2 separate regions of the Homo sapiens genome follow, and region 1 is linked to region 2. A link is an interaction called in ENCODE POLR2A ChIA-PET data of the cell type or tissue named here. Cell type or tissue: HepG2. All regions are shown on one strand. Each heading gives the region's core, and the rest is flanking DNA. Links, peaks and the distances in the headings are about the cores only. Region 1 overlaps MYO15A (myosin XVA). Region 2 overlaps SHMT1 (serine hydroxymethyltransferase 1).

Region 1 (5,000 bases), core at 1-5,000, 210 kb after region 2:
TGGGTGCTCCGCCCACCTGCCCCCCACCCCACCTCTCCATCTTTTCCACCAGATCCAGGAGTGACTGCTGGAACTTGGCGGCCACAGTGTGCGCCTTGTAGAGCCGAGTGACGGAGCTGCTCTTGCCCAGGCGCTGAGGGGCAGCCTGTGGGGCATGGCTGGAGAAGAGGTGTGCCACCACCTGGGCAGGGGTCGGGGCAGGGAAAACAGACAGGCAGGGTCCGGGAGACCGAAATGAGGAGGAAGAGAGAGCAGGAGTAAATCTCCGGACCAGGGGGATCTGAAGACTAACTGGACCCCTGTTCTCTCTGCAAGGCCTCTGTCATCCTGGCTTGCATGCTTCTCAAAACAGGTGGGGCTCAGCATCTTCCAAGGGATCCATCCCATAACTGGCTTTTTCCCCTTCAGTCTAAGGAACACACAGTTACTGACTGTGTGCCTGGCCCCAGGGTGGCCTGTTAGATACATGGTTGTGAACTCTGGCTATGACCTCATGAGGAGGTTGCCCAGTTGACAGGAGGAAGCGGAGGGCCAGATAGGGGAGGTGATGTTACCAGGCCTGTGCTCTGTCATAGGGCCATCTGCTGGCCGTAGTGTAGCTGGGATGCAGGGCCTCCCCAAGCCTTCAAGGAACCCAAAGTTGGTCCCCCAAGCTCTTCCCCGGGGCCTTATGGGTGGGGTGGGAGAAACTGAGAACACCAGGAGGTGGGACTGGGGGAACAGGTCTGGCAAGAAGCCAGGAAAGAATGGGCCAGGGAATGGGGTGGGGCCCAGAGTGGGGTAAGTACAGGGCAAGGCCACAGCTGGTGGGGTACAGGGTTAGAACTGGGAGCGGGGCCAGAGTCTAGCCACTGGGGCTGTGGGGAGCCAGAGGACAGGATCAGGATGAGGCGCTAGGTTTAGGGCGGAGCCAAGCTAGGTGGGAACAGGCCAGGAACAGGGTGTCCAGGCCACCCTTGTCTTTGTCTGGCCAAAGCTAAGCGGAGCCAGGACGTGGCAACACGGTCCCAGGCCTGAAGGCAGGCTGGGTGTGGGGGTGGGGACATGCCTGGGGGCAGGGCCAGAGCGGTGGGAGGCGAGGCTTACCCGTGTCCGGCTCCGTACGAACAGGTCCAGCACATCCTGGCGCACTTGGTCGTGGTTCTTGTCCAGGAACTTGTGCACCTGAAAAGGGGAACAATGGCCTGGGTAATCCTGGCCTCTGTCTCTCTGTCTATCCTAGGAGGGACTGGATCCTCCTCACTTCTATGGTCCCCACCCCTCCAGCCCCCACCATTCTCCCTACTCCTGGGGGAGGGGAGCATTCGCCATGGCTTCTCATGACCAACCTGGGTCTTGGCCTCACCCTCAGTGAAGGACATTGTCCTGTGCCCATTCTACAGATGAGAAAAGTAAGGCCCGGATGGGGACAGAGGCATGGAATCCTAGCCTGAGACACCTCCAGGGCAGGAATGTGCCTCAGATAATAGTGATGAGGGTGACCATAGTGATGTCACTATTGATGAGCTACTCTTTATCAAACCCACCCTACATTTTTCACACCTGCCCCATGAGTTGGGCACTATTATTACCCCATTTTCCAAGTGAGAGAACTGAGGCTCAGACTGGCTAAGCAATTTGCTCAAGGTCACAGAGCTGGGGCACAGCAGAGCCAGAATTGGACCTGGCTGTGAATGTCTGGGGCCAGTGTTGTGCTTCTGTGTCTCCAACAGCTAGCAGCACTGCAGCACCAGCGTCCAGGCCGACTGTCTTAGGGCTCACCTGGTAGGTGACCTTGCCTGCATAGTGCTTGATGGTGAACTCAGGCAGCGGCATCTTGGGTTTGGAATAGAGCGGGTTGGCGCCATGATGGTAGTGGCACTTCTGTAGGAAGGTGTGGTCTGTAGCCTGGGGGCAATTTAGGGATCAGTGGGTGGGCAGGAGGCCTGGACACCCTGTTCCTGGCCTGGTGGCAACCTCACTATCCCCGACTGCTCCCAACTGAGCACCAGAGAGGAACAACTCACAGCTTCCCATGGCTGCCCATCTCCCTGGGTCAGAAGGCGAGTGCCTTAGCTAGGCACTGGAGGCCTGAGTGGTCCCTTGAAGATAGGTGTAGCTGGGTGAGCTCCTAACTGCCTCCCCTCCAGGCCAACTGCCTTTGCACTCTATTGATCTCACTGCCATTCCACCCTTGTGTTTTGCAATCAGGATTTGAGGCCCAATTCCAAGGTTACCTACTCCAGGAAACCTTCTGTGGCTTTCCAGACTGGTGTAGCCTCTCTTCTGAACACCCACAGCGGCCCATCTGGCCTCAATCACCCCAGGTTGTGAATAGTAGGTCGGGTGTCCCAACCCCCCACTGCCTGACTCAGGCCAGAGCAGAGAGGAATGAAGGAGTCAGGGTGGGATGAGGACATGAGGCTGAGAGATCTGTGACCTGACTAGGCTCACACAGTGCCTGCGGCTCACCTGGGGAAAGCAACACTGGTCGTCAAGGATCCGCAGGATGCCATAAGGCTTCAGTGAGATGAGGTTGATGCAGGGCTGGTTGTCAGCAAAGGTGATCTCCTGCCAGTCTATCTGCTCACGGATGTACTCCTCCTGCAGGCAGTGGGCAGCAGGAGCTCAACCTCCCATCCCTGTCCAGGGCCCACCCACCCTCCCTCCCATGTTGAATCTGAAGGAGCCTGGCCAGCAGCACCTCTGCTTGCATACCTCCCAGAACAGGGAGCTCACCCCCTAATAAGGCAGCATGAGCCAACTCAGGGTCCTGCTGCTCCCTCTGCCTGGGACAGCCCAGTAGAGGAGAAGAAGGACCCCCACCAAGGGGACTCCTCTCTGAGCACAGCACCTCAGCACCTTTCCCTCCAGAACAGAGGCCTTCCCATGGGCTGGTCCCCAGCTTAGAATGCCTTTCCCTCTACTGTCTACTGATGTCAGAATTGCCCTTAAACAACCAGTATATCCTCATCTGTCTCCAAGGAGGTCCACTGGCCAGTCAAGACAGGGACAGGAGTATTAATGGGGCCCACACACCTGCTCCTCCTGGAAGACGATCTTGTTGAAAAGGTACTGAAGGTTCTCGTTTGCGTAGTTAATACACAGCTGCTCAAAGCTGTTGAAGCTCAGGTCCTGCCAGGTGGATGGGGGTGCTGGGACTGGTCCTTCCTTGGCCACCAGCCTGTTTGCCCCTACCTTCCCTGGTGGCAACTTCAAAAAGCTGGAGCTCAGCCACAGGCCCTCAGCTCACAACCCTCCACAGCTCCTGCTGCACCCAGGACAGAATCTGACAGGCTCTGTCCTGACAGCACAGGCAGTGCCTGAAGGCCAAGGCTCTGGGGCCTTCTGCCTGGGTTCAAATGCTGGCTCTGCCATTTTCTAGCTACATAACCTTGAATAACAGCCCCATGCCTCAGTTTCCCCATCTGTAAAATGAGGATACTGACAGTACCTGCCTCATAGGGTTGCTGTAAGGATGAAGTGAATTAACAAAGTGCTTTAAACAGCACCTGGCACATAACAGGTGCCACGTGAGTGCCTGTGATGGCTGCATGGTGATCTTGCCCTGTCCCTCACCACTTCCTTTGCTGTGCACTCACAAAACAGTCACCCCCCAACACACGAAGTCCAGTCCCAGACCTCATGACCCGCCACCCCTCCCAGCCCTTGCATATTCTGTTCCCTGCACCTACAGTGCCTTTGCTGGGTCTCAGGAGTGTCTCATCCTCATCCAGGAAGCCTTCCCCACCCAGCCTCACCTGGAAGCTCCCCAAGGGCAGGGCCCTGGCTGGTCCTTTCTGGGCAGCTGGTATTGCCCAGCACAGGGCCTGGCCCAGAGGCCTTGGGAGTACTTGTGGTGAGTAAAGAAAATGGAAGGAGACAAGGGAGATGGTGACAGGGAGGGGTCCATGAAGGGAGGATGGCACCTGCTGCAGGCACAGAAAGGGATGGGAAGGGCAGCCCGAGACGCCTGAGGGAGGCGAGACCTTGCCTATGTCCCCCGCCCCTCAGCCTCCTACACGGCCCCACCTCGAAACCATAGATGTCCAGGATGGCGATGGACAGTGTGTCCTGCCTTGGGGACACCAGCGCGTTGACCCTGGTGATGAGCCAGCTGAACAGCAGTGCATACAAGACCTTGGCGATGGCGTCCCTGGAGCAGAGGTGGTGCTGGTGTGAGCAGGACACCGTGGTGGGGTGCTGGGCCTCGGGGCTCAGGCAGGGGAGGGCGTGGCCTCACCTGGCATCCACAGCGCTCTCCACAGTTAGGGGCGTGAAGATCTTCTCTCGCATTGTCTCCTAGGGACGGGCACAGCCCTTGAGTGACATCAGGCTGGCCACTCTGCCTCCGGAAAGCCCCCAGGGGACTAAGGGAGTGGGATCATGGAGAAGGGAGGCTGGAGGGATGTTGTGACTGTGCACACAGAGACTAGGCAGGACCACCCCTGCCCCCACTCTGACTCTGCCTGGAAATGCTGGTAGTAGTGGGGACTGCAGGTCTAATGGGGGAGACAGAGGCATCAGCAGATACAATGAGATCAACCCTGGGAAGGGAGAATGGGCCTAGGACTGTGAAAGACCAGAGGAGGCACTGACCCGTCCAAAGATTAGGGAAGGCTTCTTAGAGGAGGGGATACCTGGATAGGGTCTTAAAGGATGAGTAGGTGTGAAAAGAGGAAGAGCATTCCGGGTAGAGGAAACAGCCTATGCAACAGTCTGAGACTGGAATCTGAAATGTCTCTGGGGTCTGAAATTACTCCCCTCCATGCCTGACCCAGGGACAGAGAGAGCAGGAGAGAGGGAGAGGCTGCCCACAAAGGATCGGCACAAGCAGCTCTGTCCAGGCCCTGGTAGAAAGCTTTGTTCGAAGGCCAGATGCCCACAGACTCACGGTCACTTTGAAGGTGATGGCCTTCTGCAGGCCCTCAGGGGAGATCTGCAGCAGCTCTGCCACGGCCTGGATCTCTCGGGCACTCACCACTGAGGCCACCTCCTGTGCATCCGTCTATGCAAAATAC
Region 2 (6,253 bases), core at 660-5,659:
AGAGGATCATTTGAGGCTAGGAATTTGAGACCAGCCTGGGCAATATAGTGAGACGCTGTCTCCAAAACAAAATTTAAAAATTAGCCGGACATGGTGGCATGCGCCTGTAGTCTCAGCTACTCAAGAAACTGAGGTGGAGTATCGCTTGAGCCCAGGAGATCAAAGGCTGCAGTGAGCTATGATTTTGCCAATGCACTCCAGCTGGGGTGACAGAATGAGACCCTGTTTCTAAATTTAAAAAAAACCCCGAAAAACCACAACTTAAATAGAAGTGTAATTACATCGTTTATTCATGTTAAAGGGCTTGTTGTTTTTTTTTTACACGGAGTATCGCTCTGTCACGAGGCTGGAGTGCAGTGGCACAATCTCGGCTCACTGCAGCCTCCACCTCCCAGGTTCAAGCGATTCTCTTGCCTCAGCCTCCCAAGTAGCTGGGACTATAGGCACGTGCCACCACACCCGACTAACTTATTTATTTATTTATTTTTTGTATTTTTAGTAGAGACGGGGTTTCACCGTGTTAGCCAGGCTGGTCTCGATCTCCTGACCTCATGATCCGCCTGCCTCTGTCTCCCAAAGTGTTGGGATTACAGGCGTGAGCCACTGTGCCCAGCCAATTAAAGGGCTCTTTTAAAAGGTAATTATTGGCTGGGCGTGGTGGCTCATGCCTGTAATTCCAGCACTTTAGGAGGCCGAGCTGGGTGGATCATGAGGTCAGGAGATCGAGACCATCCTGGCTAATACGGTGTAAACCCCATCTCTACTAAAAAAAAATACAAAAAAATTAGCCAGGTGTGGTGGCTGGCGCCTGTAGTCCCAGCTACTCGGGAGGCTAAGGCAGGAGAATGGTGTGAACCTGGGAGGTGGAGTTTGCAGTGAGCCGAGATCGCGCCACTGCACTCCAGCCTGGGTGACAGTGAGATTCCGTCTCAAAAAAATAATAAAAATAAAAATAAAAGGTAATTATTACATGTTTTCATTATATTTTGTTAATATAATTTAATATTAATCTACCTTTGGAACATTATTTAAAATCAAAGGCAATATTTGAAAACAATAGGCAAGGCGTGGTGGTTCACACCTGTAATCCCAGCACTTCGGGAGGCTGAGGCAGGTGGATCACCTGAGGTCAGGAGTTTGAGACCAGCCTGGCCAACATGTCGAAACCCTGTCTCTACTAAAAATACAAAAATTAGCTGGGTGTGGAGGTGCGTGCCTGTAATCCCAGCTACTCTGGAGGCTGAGGTAGGAGAATCGCTTGAACTTGGGAGGCGGAGGTTGCAGTGAGCCGAGATCGCACCACTGCACTCCAGCCTGGGAGACAGAGCAAGACTCCATCTCAGAAAAAAAAAAAAGAAAACAGTGTTGACCTAACGTTAATGACTTTGCTTGATACAAACCTAAAAACAAAGTTCTGGGTTTAAAACAAAATGTTATGTATGTGTGAATAAATGAATGACAAGGTCTCGTTGTCTTGCCCAGGCTGGAGTGCAGTGGTGCAATCTCGTCTCATTGCAGCCTCAAACTCTTGGGCTCAAGCAATCCTCCTGCCTCAGCCTCTCTGTAGCTAGGACCACAGGTGCGTGCCACCACACCAGGCTAATTTTTAATAGACATGAGGTCTTGCTGTGTTGCCCAGGCTGGTTTCAAACTCCTGGCCTCAAGCAGTCTTCCCACCTGAGCCTTCCATATTACTAGGATTACAGGTGTGAACAACCACATCTGGCCTATTTATTTTTTATTTATTTATTTATTTATTTTGAGACGGAGTCTCACTCTGTCGCCCAGGCTGGAGCGCAGTGGCACGATCTCGGCTCACTACAAGCTCCACCTCCCGGGTTCACGCCATTCTCCTGCCTCAGCCTCCCGAGTAGCTGGGACTACAGGCGCCCGCCACCACACCCGGCTAATTTTTTATATATTTTTTAGTAGAGACGGGGTTTCACCATGTTAGCCAGGATGGTCTCCATCTCCTGACCTCGTGATCCGCCCGCCTCGGCCTCCGAAAGTGCTGGGATTACAGGCGTGAGCCACCGTGCCCGGCCTATTTTTTATCTATTTTTATTTTTTTGAGACAGAGTTTTGCTCTTGTTGCCCAGGGTGGAGTGCAATGGTACAATCTCGGCTCACCGCAACCTCCGCCTCCCAGGTTCAAGCAATTCTCCTACCTCAGCCTCCTCAATAGCTGGGAATACAGGCGTGCACCACCACGCCTGGCTAATTTTGTATTTTTAGGAGAGATGGGGTTTCTCCATGTTGGTCAGGCTGGTCTCGAACTCCTGACGTCAGGTGATCCGCCCACTTCGGCCTCCCAAAGTGCTGAGATTACAAATGTGAGCCACTACGCCGGGCCCGGCCTATTTATTTTTTTTAGAGTTAGGGTCTCACTGTGTTGCTCCAGCTGTAGTGCAGTGGTACAATCAAAGCTCACTGCAATCTCCAACTCCTGGGTTCAAGTGATCCTCCCACCTCAGCCTTCCAAGTAACTAGGACTATAGGTGCAAGCCACTATACTTAGCTCATTTGTAAAATTTTTTGTAGAGCTGAGATCTCACTATGTTGCCTAGCTGGTCTTGAACTCCTGGCCTCAAGCAGTTCTCCCACCTCAGCCTTCCAAATCTCTGAGATTACAGACATGAGCCACTGCATGTAGTTACTTTAAATTTTTTTTTGAGACTGAGTCTTGCTGGGATGCCCAGGCTGGAGTGCAGTGGGGCGATCTCGGCTCACTGCAACCTCCACCTCCTGGGTTCAAGAGATTCTCCTGCCTCAGCCTCCCGAGCAGCTGGGATTACAGTCACCCGCCACCACTCCCGGCTAATTTTTGTATTTTTAGTAGAGACGGGGTTTCACCATATTGGCCAGGCTGGTCTGGAACTCCTGACCTCAGGTGATCTGCCCACCTCGGCCTCCCAAAGTGCTGGGATTACAGGCGTGAGCCACCATGCCCAGCCTAAGCTTGACTACTTTAGGGACCTCATAAAAGTTGAATCATACAGTGCTTGTCTTGTGGTGACTGGTTTGTTTCACTTAGCATAATGTTCTCAGGCTCATCCCTGTTGTATTAATAGCATGTGATAGGATTTCTTTCCTTTTTTTTTTCTTTTTCTTTTCTTTTTTTTTTTTGAGACAGGGTCCAGGCTGGAGTCCAGTGGCGTGATCACAGCTCACTGCAGCCTTTACCTCCTGGGCCAAAGTGAATCTTCCCTTCTCAGCCTCCCAAGTAGCTGGGACTATGGGCACACACCACAACACCTGGCTAATTTTTTGAAATTTTTTGTAGAGATGGGGATATTGCTGTATTGCCCAGGCTGGTCTCGAACTCCTGGGCTCAAGCAATCCTCCTGCCTTGGCTCCTCAAAGTGCTGGGATTATAGGTATAAGCCACCTCTCCCAGCCAAAACCCCCTCTTTTTATAGATGAGATATTTGCTCCAAGTTGCACAGCTGGTTTGGTCTCTTGACTGTAGATTCCAGAGGCATTGGTGGAACACTTGATCATGCTGGCTTCAGCATCTGCATGTTAACAAGCTCTTCTCATTACTTCTCTCCACTTTAGTTTCACTGTCCCACCCCTAAGCTTCTTTGGCCTCTGTGAAGCACAGACTTTCTGGGTCTGAGTGGATCTAAGTCTCCTGCTCTTCTCCCACAGATACTATGGCGGGACTGAGTTTATTGATGAACTGGAGACCCTCTGTCAGAAGCGAGCCCTGCAGGCCTATAAGCTGGACCCACAGTGCTGGGGGGTCAACGTCCAGCCCTACTCAGGTGCTTGTCTCATCCATATGGCCTGGTGCAGCCTCTTCATGTGCATCCCCCAGGGCCGACATGCACCAAGAAGAGTCCTAAGATGGACTGCCATGGACTGCCATAGGCCGGGCCCAGTGGCTCACGCCTGTAATCCCAGCACTTTGGGAGGCGGAGGCAGGCAGACCACCTGAGGCCGGCAGTTCAAGACCAGCCTGACCAACATGGAGAAACCCGGTCTCCACTAAAAATACAAAAATTAGCTGGGTGTAGTGGCACATGCCTGTAATCCCAGCTACTCGGAGCCTGAGGCAGGAGAATTGCTTGAACCTGGGAGGCGGAGGTTGCAGTGAGCTGCCGAGATGGCGCCATTGCATTCCAGCCTGGGCAACAAGAGCGAAACTCCATCTCAAAAAAAAAAAAAAAAAAAACTGCCATAAATAAAAGATAAGTCACGCATCCCTCTGCATTACCCTTGGGCTCCCAGCTCTATACCCCCTCCCAGGCAGTGCCCTCTCTCTGAACTTCACCTCTCAAGGCTGGTGGTGAAGGGGCACCTCCTGGAGCTCAGGGAAGGTACAAGGCCTGTTCTCGCCACTCCTGGGTGAAGGCTTAGTGGCCAAGGTCCCGGATGCCACTTGGTACCTCAGTTAGAAATAATCATGTCTCCTCTGGTCCACTCGTTTCAGGCTCCCCTGCAAACTTTGCTGTGTACACTGCCCTGGTGGAACCCCATGGGCGCATCATGGGCCTGGACCTTCCGGATGGGGGCCACCTGACCCATGGGTTCATGACAGACAAGAAGAAAATCTCTGCCACGTCCATCTTCTTTGAATCTATGCCCTACAAGGTAAGCATGTGTTTCTCTCCTAGCTTTTATTTCCTTGGGAAACCTCTGATGCTTGGCTGTGCCTGCAGGGGTAAGTTTGGTTTATGTGTCACTACAGGAAGTCCCCACCTCGCACCGTTTTTAATTTCCTTGCAGCGGGGACTCCTCAGGTTTTCAGGACCCGCTGGGGCAGCTGGGATGGAGAGACGAGGGTCTGAGCTGAGGCCACAGGGAAACCAGTGAGGGAGGCAACTACTGAGGAGAGTTCAGATGTGGCAGGGGCAGTGGCAACTGCTTGGAATAGCAACCCTGGGGAATAGCAACCAGGTCACTACAGTTGGACCCCAGCAACAGCCACCACCTCTGCAGCTCTGCCCTCGCCTGGTGACATCTCTGCTCGGAGCCCCTGTGGGCCAGCAGCAGCACAAGGATGCAGTAGCTACAGGCATGGCAACGTCCCCAGCTCCAGCACCAAAACCAGCAGCCCGGCACCATCCACAGCCACAGTCCTCCATGGCCACGTTAGGGCTAGCCCCTGCCTGTGTATAGTGGCTACAGAGGAACAGACAGTGGTTTGACTTAGGGCGTTCAACTTTAGGATAGTGCAAAAGTGACATGCGTTATTAGCTGTACTTCAAGCCCCCCATACGACCATTCTGCTTTTCAGTTTCAGTACAGTATTCAGTAGATTACATGAGATAGTCAACACCGTATTATAAAATAAGGTTTGTGTTTGACTATCTTGCCCAGTGGAGGGTACCACAGTGTCCTCAGCATGTTTAAGGTAGGCCAGACTAGGTTGTGATGTTTGGTAGGTTAGGTATATTACATGCATTTTTGACTTTATGATATTTTCAGCTTAATGATGAGCTTATTGGAATGTAACCCCATAAGTTGAGGAGCACCTGTATGGCTCAGGTGTACACCCCATTGCCATTGCCACCCCACTGCACATACCTGATAACGCAGCCAGCCCAGCAGTGGAACCAACACCATCAGAACCAGTGCCAAGTGCTGCCTCTAGGGTGTGCAGGGCCCCAGGCAAATACTTGTTTTTCGTGGGACCCGTCTGTATAAACAGTTGGGTCAAAAAATGCCTGTAAGATGTGTGGGCTTATTCAGGCATGGTGATTTATCTATAAAAACGAAGGATAATGGGAAGAAGAGGTAACTTGCTTTTTCTTTTAGTGTCCAGTGTTGGTGATTCTTTCTAGTGTCCCGGAACCATCTTTTCATGTTCTTTATTAATAAATGTGCCATTCCTGCTTAGTTTCATGTTTGTTACCATGAAAAAAGGTAGCACTGCATCCTTCTGCTTGGCTGGCATTGCATGGTCTTGGGTGCATGCTGTCCATGGTTCTGTGTGTACTCAGCCTTTGTCTCAGTGCTGGTGATTGCACGTGTGCTCTTTTTTGCAGTCATTTCTTTTCACAGAACACCTAGGTGTTTGCAGTCACAGATCTCCTCATTGGCCAAGGCCAGCCTTGAAGCTAGATTTTGAAACATGTCACAATAGTAACAAAATAGTTTGTCTTGGCTGGGCTCGGTGGCTCACACCTGTAATCACAGCACTTTGGGAAGCTGAGGTGGGCAGATCACCTGAGGTCAGGAGTTCGAGACCAGCCTGGCCAACATGTTCAAACCCTGTCTCTACTAAAAATACAAAAAATTCCTCAGG

Evidence for each region. Peaks named below come from ENCODE experiments on the same cell type or tissue, not always from the same donor. Only the 100,000 strongest peaks of a DNase experiment are listed, where the experiment ranks them.
Region 1: POLR2A ChIA-PET joins it to region 2 with 5 read pairs; 2 of 35 experiments call an interaction of 5 or more read pairs at or near these places.

What each region holds. Positions count from the first base shown.
Region 1 is chr17:18,135,698-18,140,697 of GRCh38, reverse strand. It overlaps MYO15A (myosin XVA), which reads right to left. Exons shown (of 66, transcript NM_016239.4): 13 at 4,874-4,987; 14 at 4,223-4,281; 15 at 4,012-4,135; 16 at 3,019-3,114; 17 at 2,452-2,583; 18 at 1,762-1,887; 19 at 1,087-1,164; 20 at 33-181. Among named protein-coding and RNA genes, the nearest start is that of MYO15A, 29 kb to the right of the region's middle. RefSeq lists enhancers at 3,594-4,587, 4,588-5,000. In HepG2, for the core only: a CTCF peak has its summit at 572 (motif pointing left); DNase peaks (open chromatin) are centred at 537 and 2,187.
Region 2 is chr17:18,345,839-18,352,091 of GRCh38, reverse strand. It overlaps SHMT1 (serine hydroxymethyltransferase 1), which reads left to right. Exons shown (of 12, transcript NM_004169.5): 4 at 3,652-3,767; 5 at 4,436-4,596. Among named protein-coding and RNA genes, the nearest start is that of MIR6778, 8.1 kb to the right of the region's middle. In HepG2, for the core only: no CTCF peak of the experiment used is centred there; no DNase peak of the experiment used is centred there.